3 separate regions of the Homo sapiens genome follow, and all the other regions are linked to region 1. Evidence: chromatin contacts called from ENCODE Hi-C or POLR2A ChIA-PET data. All regions are on one chromosome and are shown on one strand. Each heading gives the region's core, a stretch centred on a gene start or an enhancer-like site at or near the end of the contact. The rest is flanking DNA. Distances are from core to core; before and after follow the strand shown.

Region 1 (3,611 bases), core at 640-3,139:
GCAACATGGCAAAACCCCATCTCTAAGGAAAAAAAGAAAAAAAAAGGGATGGAGGGGTGGGAGTTTTATAGACAAAGAAATACATAAGCAAACAGATAAGCAAAAGCACGTCCTCAGTAATTCCATGTTGCTTTATCTGTATTCATGATCATGTTTACAAATCCATTCTGGAATTCTGCTGACTACTGATATTTGCAATTTTTGGCATTACTTCTCATCCACCTTAGAAAACCTGGAGAACATTTTTTCTATCTTTAATCTTCATATACATGCTTAATGAATTCTGATGATTATTAATGGAAATTTCATAACATCAATTTATTCACCAATATTTATTAGACCCTTGATATGTTCAAGACCCTGTAGCTGGTGCTGTCGGAGTCACTAAGATGAACTATATAAATAACTACTCTATGTGTACGAATAACTACCCTACAAAGCAGAAAGCTATCAAGTGCCTTAAGGGAGTTGAAACTGTATTTGCTACAGGAGGGCTGAGAGAAGACAGAACATCTACGATTTTTTTTCTTTTCAATTCTCTTCCTACAACTAATTCATCCGACCTTGGAAGTTTGGTCTTACTAAAAACAAAAGTTAGCTGTTCTTTTACAACCTCCTCTTCAAGATTACTTGTCAGGGTTTGCTGTGCCCTTCGCAGCTTGAAAGACTTTCTCTTCATCCAACGATTTGAGGCAATTAGGAGCCACTGCCTTCTCTCTGCCATTGGGTTCCAGAAAGCACCATACATTGTCCGCAGATACTTTACTCATGCTTACACTTTCTTGTTCTGAATCTTCAAAAATTAGTGGCGTGTGGTGGCACACGCCTGTAGTCCTAGCTACTCGGGAGGCTGAGGCAGGAGAATCACTTGAACCTGGGAGGCGGAGGTTGCAGTGAGCCGAGATTTCGCCACTGCACTACAGCCTGGGCAGAATAGAGAGACCCCATGTCAAAAAAAGAAAAAAAAAGTATCTGATTGTGTTTAGCATATCTGCAATATCCCCTTGACTTTGGCCTTTAGCCTCTTTATGAGTACCCTGATGGAGGAAGGCCCAGGAAGCGGTAGCCTTCCTGGTTTGTGACGCACGGTGTGCATTGCGTATTAGATTAACATCAGAATGGCCCTGAAGGCTGGAACATCTTATCTGTGTTTGAGAGTTATGGAAACTCTGATCCTCCATGAGAATAATTTTTCCAAGGTCTCAGATCTCTAAAGCAGTAGATCTTGGATCTGAACATTGCTATTTCTGACCTTAAAGCCCATGCATTTCCCACAACATATGAACCATGATAAGGTGTATTTTAAAGTTCATCTTTTCTGTTTTTTGTGAAAGTCTTTTAGAGATCTCAGCTCATCACAAAGTTTCCGGTTCAGTCTCGTGGGTTTCATGTACTCAGCCAGCATTTACTTGCCAGTCAAGGTCTAGGATGGCTACCTGTCCTCTGCAGGAGCCCCAAGCCTATTCATTAATTTCATTTACAATTTTATAGTCATAATTATTTCTTTGTATAATAGCATTCTGAGATTTTCCAAAATTTCCCACTGTTTTTGTTTTACAGTGGGCAGAATTCACTTTGCTCTAACTTGACTCCAAGATGACACAATTTCCCAGTTTTTTTTTTAACGGCTAGGGGATGGGGGTATGCGGAACAGAACACAGTGGTCTAGCTAACCGATTTCCGCTAGACGTCCAGCTATCTTTCAAAATATTTTGTTTCTGCACGGCAACTTCAGCCGCTAAAAAAGCATCCAGCTTACAACGGAACCTGGAGGGTTGGTAAAGGCCCCCTGCGCTGGCCCCGCCCCATGGGACCGGGCGGCGTGGGCGTGAGAGGCGGGGCGGGGCCGCGCTCTGCTTGCCAATGTCTTTATAGGTCACCCGGAAGGCACGCGGAACCTCGGCGCGGTGCTTCCAGCAGGGTCTCTCCGCCACTCCAGCCCCGCGCCCCTCGCCGCGGCCCTCGGGCGTCTGCGCCGCAGCTGCCGCCCCCGCCTCTTTGGAGTCTCTCGCGGCCTCAAAGCGCGGCCTGCGTCGCTTCCGGCAGTTCCCGACCGCGGGCGATGGCTGCCGCTGGGGGCGCCCGGCTGCTGCGCGCCGCTTCTGCTGTCCTCGGCGGCCCGGCCGGCCGGTGGCTGCACCACGCTGGGTCCCGCGCTGGATCCAGCGGCCTGCTGAGGAACCGGGGGCCGGGCGGGAGCGCGGAGGCGAGCCGGTCGCTGAGCGTGTCGGCGCGGGCCCGGAGCAGGTAGGGCGCCGTGCGGGCGCGATCGCCGGCGCGGGCCGGGGTCCCCGGTGGGTGGCGCCTGGCTCTCTGGGCCGAGTCTCTGGTTCCAGTGCCTTCTGCGCGCCGGGCCCACACCCCGGAGGCCTGCCTCTCGCCCCCCTCTTCTGGGGTGCTCTCGCGGCTCCGTCTCGCTGCTCGGTGGCGTCGCTGCCTCCCTTCCGTCGCACCGCAGAGTTCCTTTCCGCATCACCCACTCCCGGCGGGAATCGGGGACCCTGGACGCCCAGCTCCCTTTCCCAGCGCTTCCCGTGCCCTGAGGAAAGCCGGGACTTTGCTGCTGCTTGTTCTCCGTGTGATTTGTCTGGGATCTGACCTTTGCTCTGCCCGAAACTGGCAGTGACCTTCGCGACAGGCTTCCCTCCTGCTGTCCTGGCCTGACACACCTGCCAGCTGTTTTTTTCAGGGCCTTGCCCTGCTTTGAGAGGACACCCAGGTCCCAGGTCTTTGTCAGGGGGTGTCCAGGTAGAATACACCCAGCCCATACCCTCTGCTGCCCTGTAGGCCCTTTGCTAGTTGCTCAAGTGTTGAAAGCCCCTGCGTTGAAGTAATCTGCCGGGACTTGAAACTTGGCTTTGGCACTGATTGTCTGACGTGCCTAACTTGGTCAGTCCTTAGGAACCCAGTTTCTCCATTTGCAAGTTGGATATAATAACAGTGTAGACCTCCTATGGTTAATTGAAGAATCAATGAGTTAATACAGCGATACAGGTAGTCTTGTGCCTAGCACGTAATGAGGGCTCAGTAGATGCCACTTGGTAGCAGCAGCAGCAGCAGCAGCAGCAGCAGCAGCAGCTTCTTAGGTTCACAATGTTAAGAGAGTTTTGTATTAAATATTGAAAGAAATGTGACAATTTATCCCAAATGTGTTGAAGTTTTAGGTTCTTGGGCATATTTGTTTTTCAAAGACACTCCTTAGATATACTAGAGATACAATTTACACATAATTTTTACCAACATGGTGGCGATTTATATAATGCAGATCTCTCGACAGCTCTTTGACCGCATGATGTAGGGTAGCAGGAATCGAGAACTAGAGGGAGAGTGTGTTGGATTTGTACGCTGCTTTGTCTAGTTTCTTTTTGAGGTCTCTGAGAGCAGGGTCTAAGACTTTCAGTCATCTTTTCCCCACTAATCCCGTTATCTAGTGGGTGCTCCATACATTTTTGTTGTGTGAACTTTGGGGGAAATCAGGGAGAAGGCAAGCCAGATTTATTTGTTCCTGTTTCCTCTGCACTTCCCCCCCTGTCTTTGACCAGTGTGGGTACCTTGCTTTCTGTTATACAATGGATGAGTTTTGGACAACTGAATCAATTGGGACAGATATT
Region 2 (3,611 bases), core at 394-2,893, 1.8 Mb before region 1:
TGTGGCATACTGTTCTCCTGAAGGCACACTTTCTACACTGTTCAGGGGAGGGGAATGATAAAGCCACTTTTTCTCAAGGCAGATGGTATGAAATCCATATTCCCCAACCTCAAATATTCCTTCATCCCTCAAAGAGTCATGTTTAGGGGAGAAGGGTGAAGTCAGGGCATTGGGCTTAGTGTATTCTAATTCTTTCTACAAAGACCAACTAGATTTTCCAATTTGAAGAGGGTCCCTGGAGGGTTTCTTTTGTCGGCGGTGGGGGACAGGCAATTCTAGAAAGAATTGGGAACCTGGAACTCGCATTAGCAAGCAGTTGATCATAAAACAAAATGACTTGCTAAATTCCAATCAATGGCACACAGTGTGGTCTGAGAGTGATGTCCTGAATTCCCTTCCACAGTTATCTAGAGAAGGACTTAGATGGATATATTCCAATATTGGCGAGAGAGTCCCTTTAATTCATTCCAGCACTTATCCCACACTTCCCCAGCAGAAAAACTGGTTAATGTACATCCTGGGTAATTATCTGTGTCTCTGGATTTCATTCTTTAGTAACTAATCCCTCACCTACAACAGTGTATAGTAAGGTCAAGGATGAAATTTCTCAGAAACTCGCTCCCCACAGCACCACGCACAAGAAGACCCACCCATTCCAGCCAACCCCGTGTGTCCAAGTCCCATTCGCCCACATAAGCCTCTATTTGACAAATTCCTCGAGCTCCTACCCTTGGGGTGGGGACCTTTCGCCTCCCGTGAGGTGCCGGCTCTCCCGTGCTTCGCTGACTGCCCGCATTGGGTGGGGAGATTCGCCTCTGGTGCCGAGGGAAAACTGCGTTAGGCGAGGGTGGAAGCTCTGTCGGACCCGTGCGAGCACGTGGGTGCGCGCGGGCCGCGGAGTGAGCAGCAGCCAGGATTCCTCTCCAGATCGCGCCCCCGCCGCATTTCATTGCCTGAAACGGCCCACGCCCCGCGATGGCCCAGCAGACACCCGGCACAGCACAGCGTCACTGCGCGGCCCCCGCAGCGCACGGACCCCCCCACCCTGCCCGACCCCAGACCCGCAGCCGAGCCCGTCTGGTATGTGGTGGGTGGAGAGGGTACCAACTAAGCATCCCAAAGTCCTTCAGGGAGCAACTCCGCGCAGTTTTCTCTTCCCGACCCGCAGCCTCCGCAGCAGCCGCTCGGAGCACCCCCGGGCAGGTGCCCCGCGCGAGCTCAGCGCCTTCCCCGCGGATCCCCGGCCCCTGCGGGACCCAGGCCCAGGACAAAAGAAATGAATTTGCTCTGTACCTGATCCTGTCCTTCTCGGCCCTCTGTAACTCCTCATTCCTTTCCAGCACCTGAAGGATCTTCCTGGCCTCTTCGTCATTTAAGAAACTGAAATCAAACGCCGGAGGAACTTTCGTCATTTTCTTTACTGTGTGTGAGTTACACTTAAGCTCCTTGGCGCCTCCTGTTAGGAAGGCATTTTTCAACCTGTACAAGACCAGTTTCACGAACTTGATCCCACAGCCAATAATAAGTCCGCCCCTTTGAAAGTCTAAAACCACAAACCTAGGGAACGCCCACACCTGAAGGGCTCATATTGACAATACCTTAATGACATGTTTCTCTCAACCTGTCCAACCGAGATGCAAAGTGAACGGCTAAAGGGAGAGAGGGAACCAATCCCGTTCCAAGGGGGCGGGCCCTCCCTTGTCCCCTCCCTCGTCCCCTCCCTCGTCTCGTCCCGTCCCTCGTCCCCTCCCTCGTCCCCTCCGGTCACCCTCCCCGCCCCCTATCTGAGTTGTTAAGCAAACAAGCCTACATAATTCTGCCTCTTAAGTGAGGCAAGGCTAAGTGTTGGCGCCAAAGTATTTGCTTTTGCTGTTGCTGTTTGCTCGCAGAACTTGAGCTTGATTAGTAAAGGAGTGAAAAAGGAGATTCATGACTAATCCTCCCTTTCAATAATTAAGAGCCCATAGAAAATAGAATTGCAAGTAGGGTTTGTAACTGGCAAAAGGGTTACTTATCTGAAAGACCAGGAAGAACTAAACTCAATTACACTACTGACTGTGGATGAACCTGGCTGAAGGGCGGAAATTAGTGTATCCTTGGAAACGAATTATTTGCCAAGCCTCTCATCCCACAGACACCCCCACCTCCACTGTCCCACAAAAGTCATTCTTAGACTTTAGAAACAAACAAACAAACAAACAAAACCGTTTATGGTATTTTAGGAGAAGACAGCCCAGAAGCAAAGGACTGTAGAAAACACCTGTTAGAAGTTTTCTGTAAGATTTTATTATCATCTTAATAAACTCAGAGAAGTAATACACATGCCATTTAAAAATACCTAATCCTCTGGTGAAAGCAAATGGTAATCCTATGAAGCCACAGAAATAGCTTTCCTAGAAAGTCAATTGTTCCACAATGCAATGAAGAATAATAGAAACTTATAAAGATATTCACATATATACTTTTTTTTTAATTATCAAGGCTTTTACAGAAAACATGTTTTTATCTTGGCTTCACTTCCTACCCAAAAATAACTCTGTCAGATTGACTTTCCTGCCCCATAGCCTTAATTTGGTCATTTTGAAGATGGTGGTGATGATTACTAACATATAAAATGTACTTCTACATATATCATTTCTTTTCATGGCACATAAACCCAATTAAAATTTTGTATCTGTACAAGAACATGATATCAAAAATTGCCACTTGTGTTTTGTTCTCTGGGCTACCCCATTTGATCATCATTATTTAAAACATGCCTAGGCAGCTAGCCATTCAGATAACTTTCTGTGGGTGTCTGTTATTTGTGTGAACCAGGAACCAATTTTGTTCACCCATGGTGTACACAATACAGAACTCCTTTATAAATAGTGTCTGTATTAATGATCCTGTTTTGGGAGTATGTCTTGTATATGGTGTCCAGTTTTTCTAGTGTGTTCATTTATTCAGCATACACATGGGACTTTTCAATATGGTCACTGGTGGGATTTTACACTGTTTCCAGTATATCAGTGAACTGATTTCAACCAACGTATCCTGGTGCCTATTACATGAAGGCATCACACACTGTGAACAACACAGTCCTTGTCTTTAGAAAGTTTGTAATCCAGTGGGAGAGATACACAAATAGAAAGATGACTATGTAAAAAAGAACATAATAGAGGAATAAAGAAAATTCCATGAGCACACAGAAAAGTTAGTGCCAACTGAGTGGATGGAGAGAGGATACGGTATTTAGGTTGCTGCATGAAGAGTCAGATTTCAAGAGGAAGAAATAGGGGGTGGTGGGAGGAGATGTGTGAGTCTATTCTAGGCAAGGGGATCAGCGTGCTGAATAGCAGAAGTACAGTCTAGGAATCTTCTCATATTCCCTCAACCTCTTTAATGGCCAGACTGAACAAAAGCTTGGAAGCTAGAAAACACTGGAGCATGTTCATGGATTGTTAAGTGATCTGTTTTGGCAGAGCATGTAGTCTCCACAGGGGTAAAATCTTCCTCTTTTTATGTAGAAAGCACAAATCTACACATGATACACAGATACACAGTATATCTGAAGTATTAACATTGCACAAGGGAGGTGATTGTGAAAAAAGTTCTAAAAAGGTGCATTG
Region 3 (3,611 bases), core at 380-2,879, 1.5 Mb after region 1:
GGGAGTTCTTGGCAGTTAAATTCCTCAGCTAGATTATGAAGGACAGTGGTCTTTGGACTTGTGGGCTGCTCAGGTTTAGAATGATTTGGTGTCTTAGCTTTTCCCCAGCATTAGCCAGAATTGAACCCACTACATTCAACCAGCAGCTGCCACTCAACACCTGTGCTGGCCCTCTGCCCCCTGCCTGTTGTGGTCAGGGAGATGTGTTCTTTTTCAGAAACATCTTTGTGTTTAGCAGCTTTAGACATTCAGACAAGATATTGCTAGCCTGGCTGCTCTTGGTGGATTTTCTTTTTCTCTAAGGACCTGAAGAGGTCATTAGGTTGAATAAGAGCCATTACTGACTTTTCTGGCTAAGGTACTAATCAGGATTTGAGGAGGAATCTGGGTCTTCCAGAAAATCATAAGTGTAGACTCCTAGATCCTTGAGCTGCCTGTCACTGATTGGCTGCGTCCTTGGACAAGGCCCTGACCTTCTCTGAGCCCTAATGCTCTGTAAACCCTTCCTCTCCATCTGGGATCACGAGGTGGAATGTAAAATGAATGTTTTTTCAGCTTCGAGTTTTCCTATAGAAACAAGAGTTTGCACTGAGTTGCAAATGACTAGTATTCCTAAAAATAAATAATCAAGGCTATGACTTGAATAGCTAGAAACAGCCTAGAATAGCTTTCTGTTTCACTTGAGGAAGCTTTTTACCTCTTTCAAATGCACCAGGACATTTTTGCAGTCTTTATTTTAATTAAAGCCCATTTATTTTAAAACACATTAAAATATGGGTTGTATATTTTAGCAGTTATTTTATAAAGAATGAAATAGGAAAATTTTGGAAAAGGCTTGGTCATCCTTGATGTTTCTGTTGCGATCCTGCGTGATGTTTAGCACTGTTCTATTGAATGTGTTCTGATACCATCAATAACTAAAGTTCTTTTTATCCTCTTTTCCCCCTTTCTTCCTCTGCTCTTTCTCTTTCTTATTTCTTTCCCTTCTGCTTCCTCTTCTTTAGCTTGACCTCACTGTCCAGGGCCCATGTGGAAAAAGGTTGCTGTTTTCGGTTAGTCTGGGGGAAAATCCTATGATTCACTCCCTTTCCCACCCACCTTCTGGTGGGCCGTTTGTGGCCTTAAGTTAGCAGTGTGTGTGTGTGTGTGTGTGTGTGTGTGTGTGTGTTGCGCACCCTCCCCACGGGCACACCCGCCTGCAAGCCTGGTGTGTGTGTGCGCGCGCGCGGCTGCAAGCGCATGCATACGCCAGCCGGGCCGCCTGTTTGTCAACGTGTGTGTGTGTATGTGTGTATGTGTGTATGTGTGTGTGTGTGTGTATGCACACAGCGCGCACATACAGCAGCACGTTTGCCTAAAAGCCGTGTGAGTGTGTGTGTGTGTAGCGCACGCACACACGCCCGTGCTGCGGCCCGGGCGGGGGGGGGGTGTGCGCGTGCGTGCGGGCGTGCAGCGCGCGCCCTCGCCAGCCCGCCTGGCCGTGCGGCTTTCCCGCAGGAAAGCGGGGCTGGGGGCAGCCCGGCAGCGCCGCTCAACCTAGTGCGCGCCCAGTTGTTTCCATAGGAACCGCGACCGCGCCGGGCCCCTCCAGCGGAGGCCCCCGTGCGAGCATGCCCAGTGCAAGCCGCTAGTTTGGCTCCAGTCTAGGTTTCCAGTAAGTGGCATGCGGGACTCCGGAGGGATCCCAATGAGCTGAGCCGAGAGCCTTTGTGTGCAGAGGGAGGAGGAGGAGGCGGCGGCGGCCGCCGGGCTGGAGACCCCGCCCGGGGAGCCCCCAGCAGGAACAATGCTAGCCTGCCTGACCCGAGGGAACTTACTGGACGTCCTGCAGGAGGGCTTCAATGAGGTAACTGTCCTGCTCCTCCCACTCCTCAGCTCCCCTCCCCCAGCGTCTCCCGCCCAGTCTCCGGAAGGGGTCCTCCTCCTCCTCCATCCTTTGGGGACCCCAGAGCAAATCGCCCCCAGAACCCCAAAGGGGCTAAGGTGGTACTTACGGTGCAGATGGGTGAACCAGGAGAAATCAGAAGGGCTGCCTGCCCACAGCTAAGCTGGGCCATGACCTTCCCTGGTAGCTTACCTGAGCCCAAGAGGACAGGACCACAAATTCAGAAATCACCTCCTTCCAGAAGAGGGGGTCTCCATCCTCCCTAGAGCTTCTCTCTCCAAGGAAATCCTCAGGGAATCCCTGGATATTTGGCAAAAGTGCTCATCTATATCAGGAGCTAACCAGCGGAGCCAAGGGAGGGTGGAGTGGTACTGCATTGGTAGAAAGTTTGAGAGGGCAGGGGACTGTAGATGGTCCATGTGAAGTGCCCTCTTCATGTCTGAATCTCTTTCTGAGTGCGGGGCAGTAGATTTCTCTGCAATCAAGGACATGGTTGTCTGAGAGGAGCTACTGAGCGAGAGGGGACCTGGGTCCTGGGTCCAGGGAGCCAGCGCGTGCACCGGTCCATGTGAGAGCAGAGGAACTGGGGCCTCACTCTGACAGGCAAGATGGGCTAGGGCCGACAAGGGGTCATTTCCTCCCCACTTGTTTCTCTTACAATTCTGTTTATTGCATTTGCTTTTCTTGTGACCCAGGAAATTCTGGTTTGGGATGCTTCCCCCTCAAGATTTGCTCCATACGTCTTCGACTGCAGCTAAGCCCTACTCTTGCGGGTTGTCTTAGCCCAGCATCCAGGGAAACCTAGGCTGTTAGTTGTGTCTTTCTTCATTTCTCTCTCGCTCCTTTTCCTTCCATCTCTCTCTTTCTTCTCTCTGTGACTCTCTGAAATTTAAGATTTTTAAAATCAGTTTTTACTCAACATATGAATACATTGTCTTCTTAAATATGAGCATTTGATAGGCAAGACTGAAGTGCCTTTGGCTCCCCCCACCCATTCCAGCCTTTTCTCCAGAAATAACCATTCTCATGAATTCGTGTATAAGATTTTATTTCTCCAGCTGCACTACAGACTCCTTCCTTAATTCCTGTTTCTAATTAAGAAGCTCTGCAGCCTGACCTGCCACAGAACCCTCCCCTGGTCTGGCCCCCGTGCCCTAGCGTTGTTCCTAACACAGAGGAAAACTGCAGAAATGCTGTCCCAACCTAACCGAGTTGGAATTTTCCTTTGGCCAAGGGGTGTCACAACCTTCACTGAAGGGCGGAGCTTGCATCCTGTCTGCACTGCAGGGCACCTCATCTTTGCATCCTTCCTGTCTGAACACACGTAAGGGGATTGTTAACAAAGAGCTGTAGTCTAAGAGTTGAAACACAGAAGAGCCGGGAAGCCTACCTCTGAGTGATTCCAATATTCTGGTTCCTCTTTTCTCACTCTCTGCCTTTGGGCTGCCCCTGGTCTTTAGCTGCGTAAGTCTGACTCATTCACCAACTGTGGCAGAAGCTCTTTTAGTTGTCTTATACCTCCTGCCCCAACTTAACAACAACAACAAAACTCAGCTCTTGATGGTCCCACTGTCTGTTTAAGAGGAGGAAACCAGCACAGAGCTGGTCCTAATCTTAGTTTTCTGCTCATTTTCACTTCGAAACCTTTCGACTGAAGAGCCACCTAAACTAAGAGGCTTGGCCGTGTGTTTCATGCTTTGGTGCTTCCATAAATATCCCCTGACCT

What was found. Hi-C counts contacts between places; a loop is a spot of excess contacts on that map. ChIA-PET counts read pairs that join two places held with the same protein, here RNA polymerase II (POLR2A). Pooled maps may share reads with other maps.
Region 2: a loop to region 1 is called in a map of naive thymus-derived CD4-positive, alpha-beta T cell, with 20 times the contacts of the local background. The contact joins the promoter of EXPH5 here to the promoter of FDX1 in region 1. A Hi-C loop is called at or near these places in 1 of 168 maps with a recorded cell type or tissue (naive thymus-derived CD4-positive, alpha-beta T cell), 1 of 37 single-sample maps with no recorded cell type and 5 of 50 pooled maps.
Region 3: a map of naive thymus-derived CD4-positive, alpha-beta T cell shows a loop between it and region 1 (6-fold over the local background). The contact joins the promoter of DIXDC1 here to the promoter of FDX1 in region 1. A Hi-C loop is called at or near these places in 3 of 168 maps with a recorded cell type or tissue (CD8-positive, alpha-beta T cell and naive thymus-derived CD4-positive, alpha-beta T cell) and 7 of 50 pooled maps. POLR2A ChIA-PET finds 5 or more read pairs at or near these places in 2 of 52 experiments (both activated CD4-positive, alpha-beta T cell).

What each region holds. Positions count from the first base shown.
Region 1 is chr11:110,428,059-110,431,669 of GRCh38, forward strand. It overlaps FDX1 (ferredoxin 1), which reads left to right and starts at 1,890. Exons shown (of 4, transcript NM_004109.5): 1 at 1,890-2,247. The coding sequence starts at 2,063. RefSeq lists a silencer at 1,704-2,353 and an enhancer at 2,424-2,703.
Region 2 is chr11:108,592,125-108,595,735 of GRCh38, forward strand. It overlaps EXPH5 (exophilin 5), which reads right to left and starts at 1,644. Exons shown (of 6, transcript NM_015065.3): 1 at 1,294-1,644. The coding sequence starts at 1,412. RefSeq lists silencers at 1,121-1,180, 1,461-1,510, 1,531-1,830.
Region 3 is chr11:111,935,714-111,939,324 of GRCh38, forward strand. It overlaps DIXDC1 (DIX domain containing 1), which reads left to right and starts at 1,630. Exons shown (of 20, transcript NM_001037954.4): 1 at 1,630-1,846. The coding sequence starts at 1,787. RefSeq lists a silencer at 1,407-1,506.